Linked DNA regions of Mus musculus: region 2 is linked to region 1. The links are chromatin loops, found by intact Hi-C in ENCODE. Cell type or tissue: left cerebral cortex. All regions are shown on one strand. Each heading gives the region's core, and the rest is flanking DNA. Links, peaks and the distances in the headings are about the cores only. Region 1 has its middle 59 kb from the start of Gm46758. Region 2 has its middle 4.7 kb from the start of Gm46758.

Evidence for each region. A loop is a pair of places that touch in the nucleus more often than their neighbours do. Peaks named below come from ENCODE experiments on the same cell type or tissue, not always from the same donor. Only the 100,000 strongest peaks of a DNase experiment are listed, where the experiment ranks them.
Region 2: it touches region 1 in a loop (4-fold over the local background); 9 of 42 quality-filtered maps call a loop at or near these places.

Annotation. Positions count from the first base shown.
Region 1 is chr2:116,972,887-116,978,264 of GRCm38, reverse strand. No RefSeq gene overlaps it. Among named protein-coding and RNA genes, the nearest start is that of Gm46758, 59 kb to the right of the region's middle. In left cerebral cortex, for the core only: CTCF peaks have their summits at 1,819 and 2,482; DNase peaks (open chromatin) are centred at 1,764, 2,358, 2,905, 3,045 and 1 more place; H3K4me3 peaks cover 1,447 bases; H3K27ac peaks cover 2,972 bases.
Region 2 is chr2:116,918,747-116,924,124 of GRCm38, reverse strand. No RefSeq gene overlaps it. Among named protein-coding and RNA genes, the nearest start is that of Gm46758, 4.7 kb to the right of the region's middle. In left cerebral cortex, for the core only: a CTCF peak has its summit at 2,731 (motif pointing right); DNase peaks (open chromatin) are centred at 1,174, 1,984, 2,195, 3,389 and 2 more places; H3K27ac peaks cover 2,757 bases.

The DNA.
Region 1 (5,378 bases), core at 315-5,314:
TAACTAGAATCTTGAGAAGACAAAACCTTTTGTGAAGTGTCATGGACTAGCTCTGTGACGTTGGAGGTCTCAAAAAGGATTGGTATTTTTATCCTCTGGAAGGAAAGCTGTGTTATTTGATGGTCCTCATTAATGCTGGTTACAGGCGTTTTCAGACCTAACCCTAACCCTCTGGTGTTCCCCAGACTGGGGACAAAGCAGGATTACATACAGGTCCTGGCTTTATAGTCATTGGGGTTAGTGACTGGGGCATGAATTGGTTCTTAAGAGCTTTGAGGGGTGACGTCATTCTGTATTTCCATCTGACCACTCATTACTGCTCTAATTACTTTCCAGTGTTCTCTTGTCCCTTCTGCCATGATGACTGGCGACATTTGAGGCAACCACTGTGGGATGAATGAAGAGACACCATGTAGAGTTTCCAGAGAATACAGGATATATATATATACATATATATATATATATATATATATATATATATATATATATATGGGTGAGCAGTAACTCTTTGTTATAAAGAAAATCTTGCTTTAAATTAAGCTTAATGCTGTCTACCTGACTTGATATAAATGATAATGAAGAAAACGTGGAGGTAAGCATTTACATGGGCTGGCTCATTTAAATCCTCACAAGAACAAAAATGGCTTTTATTTCCTCTGATTAATAGATGAGGAGTCAAATAACTTTTCAAACCTCTCCCATCTTGGAAATGGTAGGCCTGAACTTTGAACTCAAGGTTTCCCTGACAGAAAACCAAGGAACTATTATTTCCAGAGCATTCCTTGGAAGAGAAAATGCTAAGGCAGCCTAGGGAGTGGTAATTAATTTAGCACTTTGCATTCCGGAAGAAGCATTCCCGGGTAAATCAAGTCCTCTGTCAGCTCACCCCTCTGGGTAGGATGAGGTGTTCTCTCACCGGCAACCTGGTATCCGCCCAGAGCCTCCCGGTACCCGGGTTTGTTGCCCTGTGGCTGTGTAAACAACGTCTCTGCCTGGAAGAGCTCAGAGTCAGTTTTGGCCATTTAACCTATGTGTGACCCTGAAAATGTGAAAATGTTAATCTCAGTCTCTCTCAGCTTTGTTTCCTTTTTTTTCAGTGAAAGGGAGGAAGCTATAGAATCCAGTTCAGAGCCTACTGTGAGGAATTAGGGAGGCCCTGTGTAAAGCACTTGGAATTTTCTCTCCCCACCCCCATACCTTCAGAAATAACGAGTGCAGAGTCACTCTATCTGCTTGTGAACATTTTGAAGGTTTTCATTCCCCTCGAGAGGAAAGAGGTCTGTTTTGGAGAGAGGCCAGTGGTGTTCAAAATGCAGGAAGTAAAAGAAACATAGGAGCAATTCCCTTGCACTGGAGGAGAGCTCTCTTTTAGTATAAGCAGAAAAGCAAATTGACTTGGTGAATAATAATTTTTCTTGAAGGTTTTTTTTTTTAATTGTTGTGTTTTTTGAGTTTTGTTTTGTTTTGTTTTTGTCTTTTACTGAGATGAACCAGCTTCCGCCTGAGGTGAACAAATCCTTTCCCCTCTCAGATCTTATCGTTTCTTATCTGGAAGATGGATAGATTGGAGCCAGTCTCTCCAGTGTCTGGTGGCTGTTTGATCCTGCCATGCCCTGTTGCATCCGCCCGGGAGGAATGTGTCTGGAGCCTGTTTCTGTCTTGGGCTGTGAAACTCAGCCTGGAGGGGCTTCCTCAGAGTGAAGGAAAAGTGACCTAGCCTCACTTCTGTTTGACGTTAGAGTTCTGTAGCTTTCTTTGGTGGGGGGGTCTAACACGTGGGACCAAAGGAAAAGCGCATGGAGTCTGCAAACAGTTGTGGAACAAGTGCGTTTCCCCGCAGGCCAGCAGGGGAGAGGGAAAGGAAACAAAACAAGACAAAAAAAAAAAAAAAAAAAAACCACACACACACACACACACACACACACACACACAAAAGATGTTTATTGCAAAGCTACAGTCCCAGACTAACCTGGAGGGATGTTTGAATTCTGGAAAACCTTATGGATAAGCCTCGCAATTATGTACTTAGTCACAACCAGAGGGGAGGAACTTTGAAGGCACTGAATTGAAGAGACACAAAAGTCAGGAAGTGACCCTTTCGTGGGGACTGCAGAGGCCACAGAGGAGAAACAAAGTCCCTTCACAACCAGGGAAGACGGACCGTACCATCCCGGGGGGCCGGAGTGGGGAAGAGGGCGGTGGAAACTGACATCCTCGCTCTCAAGGAGCCGGCGAGGACACGGGATTTCCCGACTGAAAAGCCTCAGTGTTCGCCTGTCCCCGCACAGCCTCTCCCCCTCCGTGGAGGCCTGGGTCCGGCAGCCCGGGGGCGCCCTGCATCACCGCTCTGTGCGCGGGCGGGGCCGCGCTCCCCGGCCTGGAGATGGATGGCGTGCCCGAGCCAGCCCATCTGCGGCCGCGGCTGGTCCGGGAGGAAGCCGTCCCCGGGGATGAATGGGGCTTTGTTCGCTGCCAGCCGCGCTCCCCTCGCGGCCCGGCCCGGCACAACGGAGGCAGTATGCGACAGGCATGGAAATGAGCCGCGGGCTCTCCCCTCGCAGCGCCCAGGAATGCTGGCCAGCCGGAAAGGAGCCCTCGCTGGGGACCCGCTCCCGCGCCTCTGAAACCCCATTGAGAAGGGCTCTTTGAAGCAATTAAAGCGCGTTTCACGGCGGCCCGGGAGGGGGCCCTGGCCGTCCAGCTTCTCTTTTTACCCCTCTTCTCTGTCCGATCGTGTTTGTGCACCTTGGTGTGGCGGGTTACCTAGAAACCAGGCCAGAACCCGCTCCCTCTCTTGCAGAGATTCTGTAACCTCACAAAAGTGTCCCCATAAACAGATTGCTTGTCACCAGGGGGCGGGGGTGTGTGCGGGCTAGAACCCAGTTTGGACTTGCTCCAAGCTGACCTGCAGAGCCTGGGTTCCTGCTTTCAAAGGCTTCTTTGCTGGGCTCTGCACCCACCTGCCCTGCAGTCAGGTTTAGGCAGACAGAAATTGCCTCTAGATGAAAAAGTCCTGAGGCTGCGGCTCAGCATTTTCCATTTTCTCAGTGGTGGGGTGGGCCGCGTTCAGGTCTAGAAGTGATGTCACAACCAGCCCTGTAAAGTGATGTAACCTGCACTTGTTGAAGGACTAGGACCGGGCTATTTTGAGACTCTTGAGTTTCTTCCTTCCCCCCTGGAGAAAAGTGGGTGACTGGGCAACTCACAAAGCCGCTCTGGGTACAGCGGTTCTCATTTGTTACCGGGGAAAATCTTAAGGCTCAGGAACTGATTCCGTGAAGAAGGATGGAATTCCTTCTAAATTGGAGGTGGGCACCTTATATATATACCCATGGGGCAAGTGTGTGAACTGAAGGCCCAGTAACACCCATATAAAAAGATTTCATTGAGTTCTCTAGTTGATTTTATAGTGCTTTCTTTCCTCTAGGAGTTAAGTCTGTCTCTTCCCCAGCAGGTGCTTCCTAGAGAACAGGATTCTTTTGTTGTAGCTTTGCTTTGTTTGTTGTGTTTCTGAGACTTGGTTCTTGAATTTCCCTCTGTGGCCAAGAATGGTGGTATATTCCGGATCGGCCTGCCTCTACCTCCCAAGTGCTGGAGTTCAGGCGTGTGCTGCCTTGAGCATCATGATCTCTTTGGGGGGGGGGGGGTTGTTTGTTTGTTTTGTTTTGTTTAGAAGTATGGGAAAGGTTCTGTGTTCAGAGCAGGTCCTTAACAATACTTATGCTAGGCAAATACATTCAATGAAGGAGCGAATGAAGTCCGATCCTCTGTTTTGTTTGTTTTGTATAATTCCAAACGAGAAGTAGAAGTAGTGAGCACAAGGTGGTTCCTGGGCAAGGAAGACGTTGAGAAGTTTGAAGGGAAGGTTCGGGAACATTTTTGAGAGCACAAACATGCCTCAAATGTTTCCTGAAATGACCCAGAGGAGAGCAGGCACTCAGGTGGGGGACTCATTCTTTCCAAGTTTGGGGTTGGTTGGTTCTGGCTAACATGAATCATGTTTTACGTCAGTGAGGAGTGTACCCCGTCCATCATTCACTCTTTAAGCATGCCATGGAAACAGGATGGTCAGTCAGAGTCATGGTTGTGCGTGGTAAGCATCATTGCGGCTCATGTGCTACTCCAGTGTCTCCATGGTGATTGTTACCTGGGGCTTGGCTTATACTTCTATTAGGATATTTTTTCTTTGGGGCTTGGAATATATGATTTTTTTTTTTTCTGCACACACCACACACACACACACACCATCAGTCAGGAAGCAAATGAACACAAGATGGAAGAGGAGAATGCCCTACCTGAAGCATAATCCCAGCACATCTCTCTCTCTCTCTCTCCTCTCTTCTTACACACACAGATCAAGCAATGGGTAGTCCACTTCAAGAATGGTGCCCCAGTGTTTCCTTATTTACTAGGGCATAGTCTGACCACCAGCAGGTTGCTGTACACAATAACTTCCTTTCTTATCCTGGGGTTTCATCTGACGGCCATTCTGGTCTCCATTTTGCTTTTGTATAGACAGCCTCTCTGACAGCTGAGATCCTCTCAGCTTCATTCATTCTCTTTAGCCTTGTAGACACGACTGGCCAGCACAGCAAAAAGCCCCACAGACGAGGTACCTGGGCTAGAGCACAGGCCACACACTAGCAGTGCCCCTCACACAGAGACCTGGTGAGTGCTCTAGAAATCAAGTAATCCTGTTCCTTTCTGCCTTTCAGCTTGGTCATGAGCAGGCAGTGGTCTTAGCAAATATTAACAATCCAAATGTCAAATGCTGTGTGGTGGTACACACCAACAATCTTAGCACTTGGGAAAGTGGGTTGAGAGTTCAAGGGTTATTCTTAGCTACGCAATGAGTTTGAGGCCAGCCCAGGGACACTCAGAAACTCTGTCTCAATTACTCTAAAAGGGTTAAATAACAAACATAAATATGACCACTAATCAGAATTAAGATTGTTTCTTCCGTCTCTGTCCCTGAAAATCCTTCAGGCATCTGGGGTTCTAAAGCCAGGGCAGCCTCAAGTGAAGTGAGCAGACTGAATAGAGAGACAAACACAAAGTGCCCTTTTCAATCTGATAAGCTCACAGAAGTTCTGTCACACATTGCCATTTTTTTTTTCCAGGAATGAATTATTGGGTTTTTTTTTTTTTTTGAGCCTTGTAATTTGTCCATTAAGTAGAAAAATGCCCAGAAGACCTCGCTTTTATTTACCAGCTGACCCGCGACCTTAATGAGGCTTCGCTAAAGGGTAGGATGGAGAGTTTTATTTGTCTTTGTCTTGTGTTTGGGGTTAAAAAAAAGAAGAAGAAGAAAGAAAGAAAAAGAAAAAGAAAAAAAGGAGAAGCTGCCTCATTCAACAGTCTTTTGGTCCCTAAAATAA
Region 2 (5,378 bases), core at 172-5,171, 54 kb after region 1:
CCTCTCCTTTTATGATATGTGCAGTTATATTAGGGAAACTCACTTGTCGTATGGCCATTCCACCTCAAAGGCACCCAGTTACCACTGATCTTGGAGTCTGAGTATGATAAAGCCTGGTTACCATCGGAAGAGAGAGCCCCATGTGCTGAAGAGCTGCAGGCAGCTGATCTGAGGATAGCTATAGTCAAACAACTGTAAGAAAATGAATTCTGTCAACAGTGGGAGTGAAGTTGGAAAGTAGATCTTCCCTAGTGGATCCTTTGATGAGAGGACAGACCAGATGATGCCTTGGCTGTGAGCCCCGAAGAAGTCTCCACTAAGCCTGCCCATGAAAACAGACATAATGAGTATAGGGTGATTTGTGAGCCTCAGTTTGTGGCAATCTGTTATGTAGTATTAGAGCACTAATCCAGAAATCTGGGATTTGGGACCATTATGTAATGTGGCCAGCGCTCTCCAGTTCCCTTGTTCAGGCAGATATCCTGTTTATCAATATGATTTCTACAAAGATAGACTGCACTGCAGTTCAGGTATGGAATTGTTAGCTGTTGAGTACTCTATGTCTCCAGGGCATAATTTTTAGAATGGAAAAAGAAGAGGCAGAGTTCCACTCTGCTTGCTTAATGCTTCTCTAGACACCCTGTTCCAGGAAGCATCCCTAAGTAATCAGAATAAAAATACGGCAACAATGTAACAAGTGCGTCTGTGTCCTGGGGACTGGAGGAGTGAGAGGAAGTGCCAGAAGTTGAAGCGGTACTCAGACAGAGCTTGTGAAATAGTTACAATTTGTCTGACCCACCTTGTAGACAAAAGCTTACACTAGATGTTTCCCCTGATGTTTCTTTAGCCAGGTAACAACCTCGCAGTTCCAGCCTGCTGAATACCACTTCTATTTTGGGAATGTGCCCAGGATCATTCTGTCTTTCTTAGTCATCCCTTTCTATATTTAATGGCCCTTACACTCAGACTTTTGAATTTAGAGCTTTCTTATATCTCTTATTGTTCTGTGAAGACTTGTCCTGTCTCCTATCTGCCACTGAGCAGATGGGGCCACCTGGTGAACTGTATCTCTCCACAGCCTTTGGCATGCCTGTCTGTCTAGTTCCCCCTCATTCTTGACTGACTTCCGTGGGGAGGAAGAGCTGGACATTACCCCCCCACACACACACACACGGAGTCCTCTTTGCTTCCTCTGAGGTCTGACTTTAATTTTAAATGCTGTGCCCATGAGTCAGTGGGCAGTCACTAAGATGAAGAATCGTGTGTCAACTAACCCACCAGGCTTATCTTGGAAGACCTGCAAGTTTCCTCTTTAGGGGAAGAAACCAATTTGAAACCAATTTGGGAAATGGGTGTCTAGTATCCTGTACTGGAAGATTGAGACACCATTGACATTTCTATCACCCATGGCTCACATGAGTAATGTCATCAAAAAACGAAACTCTGGTTTTCTGAGGCTGGAGTCAGCTGTGTTTCTTCCTACATTCACACCAGAAGCATAGCCGAGGAATAAAGAGCAGATAAAGTAGATGTATAGGGAGGCTATTGTTTTAGGTTTGCACGCCATACAATGATCGCTTGGACTTTGTCAGGGGCAGGGAAAGTCTTCCCACAAATTGGGTTTCACAGATTCTCTTTGCATCTATTTTGCATATTATTTAAAAGAAACCTAGTACTCAGAACAAACAGAACCGCAGGGAGATTTACAGATTAAAAAGGGCCCCTGTTTTCTGTTGTTAATTGTTATATAATGGTTAGCGAGGGATTTCTTCCTCTGGGAAGCTGGAACATGGTGTTGTAAAGATGTCCTGCTTGTTCACTGCGTTGCTTGGTCTCTGCTTTATTAGTAGATACCCTTGATTTCTCACACGCTGCTCTGTAGCTATGCATCTTGGCTATTGGCAGGAATTTTCTGAGTGGCAGTTGTTTGCCTGGTGGCTGGGCTTTGCAATGTCCTGGTCCTTGGTCTTGAGTTGAGACTATCCCTTGGTTAGCTCTTCTTTCTGCATTTGTAATGTCAATACTTTCTACATTTTTTTTTTTGTATCTGTTAGTTTTTTCATCACTCTGACCATCTGCCTGACAAGAAACAACTTAAGGGAGGAAGGGTTTATTCTGGCTTGTGGTTTTCGGGGCTACAATCTCTCATGGCAGGAGAGGCATAGTAGTGTGGAGACATGTGGTAGCAGGCACAGTGAAAACTTACACTTCCAGAGACCAGGATGTAAAGAAGGGGAGTGTCAACACTCTGCTTTCTGCTCCTCTTTTCATTCAGTTATGGATCCAGGCGACGCAACAGGGCTGCCCACACTCAGGGAAACACTTCCCACCATCAGTAAATCCTTTCTGCAAATACACTAACACACACACCCACAAACACCCTCACCCTCACACCCACAAACACCCTCACCCCACGCCCACAAACACCCTCACCTCACACGCACAAACACCCTTCACACCTGCAAACCTTACACTCACACCACAAGCCTTACCCTCACACCCACAAATACCCTTCACACCTACAAACCTTACACTTACACCCACAGACACATTTGCTTCATACCCACAAACACACTCACCCTCATACCCATAAATTCCCTTCATACCTACAAACCTTACACTAACACCCACAAGTGAGCATAGGGTACTTAATGCTCCACTTGTTTTCTTTTAAAGGTGTGTGCGTGTACTCGTGTGCATGTGTGTGTAATGTCTGCCATGTGTTTTCTAGTACCATTAGAGGCCAGAAGAGGGCGTCAGATACCCTGGAACTGTAGTTATAGCTGCTATGCAGGTACTAGGAACCAAACTTGTCCCCTGTGAGAGTAGAAAGCAGTCCTACCTAACCTCCCTACATACTGTCTTAACACTAATAAAAAACTGACTATCACACACACAGAAACTTAGCTAGCTGTTTTACATTAACCGATATGAATTATGGGATGTTCTGTGGAACAAAGTTTTAAATAAATACTGTAAAAATGCATATACTGTTAAAGGGATAAAATGAGACTGAATTGATACCGAACATTCTGCTGGTTTCTTTCCTCCTAAATATAGCTTGTACCAGACAATTTTCATAGCATTAGGCCTGCCTATTCCAGTTCATTCTGTGCTATTACTTGTTGTTCATGTGCTAAATACCACATTAACACCTCTGGTATTTTCACAAGGAACTCCAGTGACTTAGCTCATTTTCAACCCAATTCACCTCAAAAGGATGCATGGGTATTAGACTCTTTCAGTTGTGTTGGCCTTTGGAATTCTCCTTGCTAGTGTCTTGGTTCGAGTGCTTCTTAAATGAGACAGATGTAAGGGAGCATGTGTGCCAGTTGTTCTGGTTTGACTCAGCATTTTTCATTCTTGCATTTATCTGACAACCCTGTCACTTTGTTTTGTGCTCACCACTGGCTGGTTACCAAGAATACAAAGATGAATAAAACATTAGTCCTGGCCAGGAAGAACTCCCAAAGATGGAAAGAGTCATCTAAGTACATAATTATACCATGATACGAGCGCTCCATTGGGAATAGCACTGAATCATCTTGGAGGAGTCAGAGAAGGTGGCATTTTGGTTAGATCAGGATTTATTGACGTGTAGGAGTGAGAGGATGACGTCACAGAGGTGATTTGTAAGTTGATAAATAGCACCTAGGTGTGTAAGCATATGTCGAGTTTGGAGAATGGTGAGAAGTTAGGTATGGCTGGAGGAATGTGTGTGTGTGTGTGTATGTTTGTTTACATGTGCATGTGTGTATGAGACAGATTTGGGGTAAGGGAAGTTTGGAAAGGGAGGGAAGGGTGCTGTAAGTTAAGTATGGAGTTTTGACTTGACATTGTAGTAACAGGGGTAGGTAATGAATGGTACATGGATGAGACTGTAGATGGGAAAGATGGATCAAAGGGATGCTGTGTATGAGTCAGCTAATGCTGCCTTCAGGAGGCATCATCATGTGGTCTTTCGATAATATTGACCGGGAATAAGCTCCTTCAATTGGACTGACAACTGATTATGCCAAGTCAAAGGGAGGGGAATGCAGAGGAAGGGCTTCAGCTGAGAAACATTGTAGAGGTCACTTTGTGAAGTTTTGTGACTGATGGCCTAGGGGACAGAAGTGAGAGTGGCTGCAGCCTCCTCTCCTTGGGAGACAGACTCATTAGTGAGATTACTAACAAATACAGACAATAGGATCACTGCGGAATTTTTAGCTAGGAAAGATAAGGAGAAGCCTAGAGCATCTGACATCTCTGTCCCGTCTTCTTGTTCTCCTTCTCTGTTTCTTGCCATGGCTGGAGCGGATTGCACATTTATAGGACACTTTGTGTTCACTTCGTACCGACCCTTACTGTCCTGCTCTTTACCTTCTGCCTTTGGGTATGCTGGGTTCAAGAATTAACACTATCAGTGCAACCATCAGTCAATGGAGGAAGGATGAAGGCTTGATGCTCCTGTTTCCACACTCTGGGTGGTCCAAGGTATTCTCATCCCTTCAGGTGTTCTGGCAGAAACAGGGACCCCACAGCACCTCTTTATTGGCATTCTGTTCTTCCTTTTTGTCTGTCTCTTTCTCATCTGGTACTGTGTTTCCCTGAGATAATCTCTCAAGCAAACTAACTATGTTACTTCACGTTTCTGTCTGTACTTTTTAGGAACACCAAGCTAAGGCAGGTCAGGATACGAAGACTAGTTTGATTTGGGTTGCGGGGAGTCTGTGGTTTCCATGTTCTCTGCTTACATTTTTAAAAGCTTGGTTAAAGAGTGTCAGTGGAAGTCCTTTTCCTTATATCTAAATATTTGAAAGTCATTAGTCAAGTTACTACATAGTTAAATAAAATGCTGTAGTCTCCCATGTATCTGCATATATTTGAATGTATATTCTTGGCTTCCCTTGAGTTTCATGCCAGAATTACATGAAAACACTCAGGCCACCCCCCCCCCACCTCTATTCCCAATATCTGCTTTGGATAGAAGCCTATAGGAAGAATCTACCGTCCAACACAGAGCTACTTTCATACCTTGGGGTATATGCAAAGTGGCTCAGCTTTCCCCCAGAGGAATCACCTAGAAAGGAAAACTGTGAAGGCTCCAGGTGGTACCTGGGTACAGCTATAGGTGAGGCTTGGGCAGACCCTTTAGAACATAGACACCAGGGGCCCTTTGGCAGCTCTTAAAGTTATGAATCCATAGGATATCCTGACAGTTCTCTGGTACATAACATGGACATTAGTCTTAGGAAGTTAGAACTTGGAAGTCGTGCCATATGGATTGTCAGGGAACAGCAGGAATAAGTGGATTCAGCTAGGAAAGTGAGGGGGATTGAGTAGAGGTCTAAGAAAAGCGCCCTGGGGGTGTCTAGGGGGGCAGAGCTGGGAAAGAG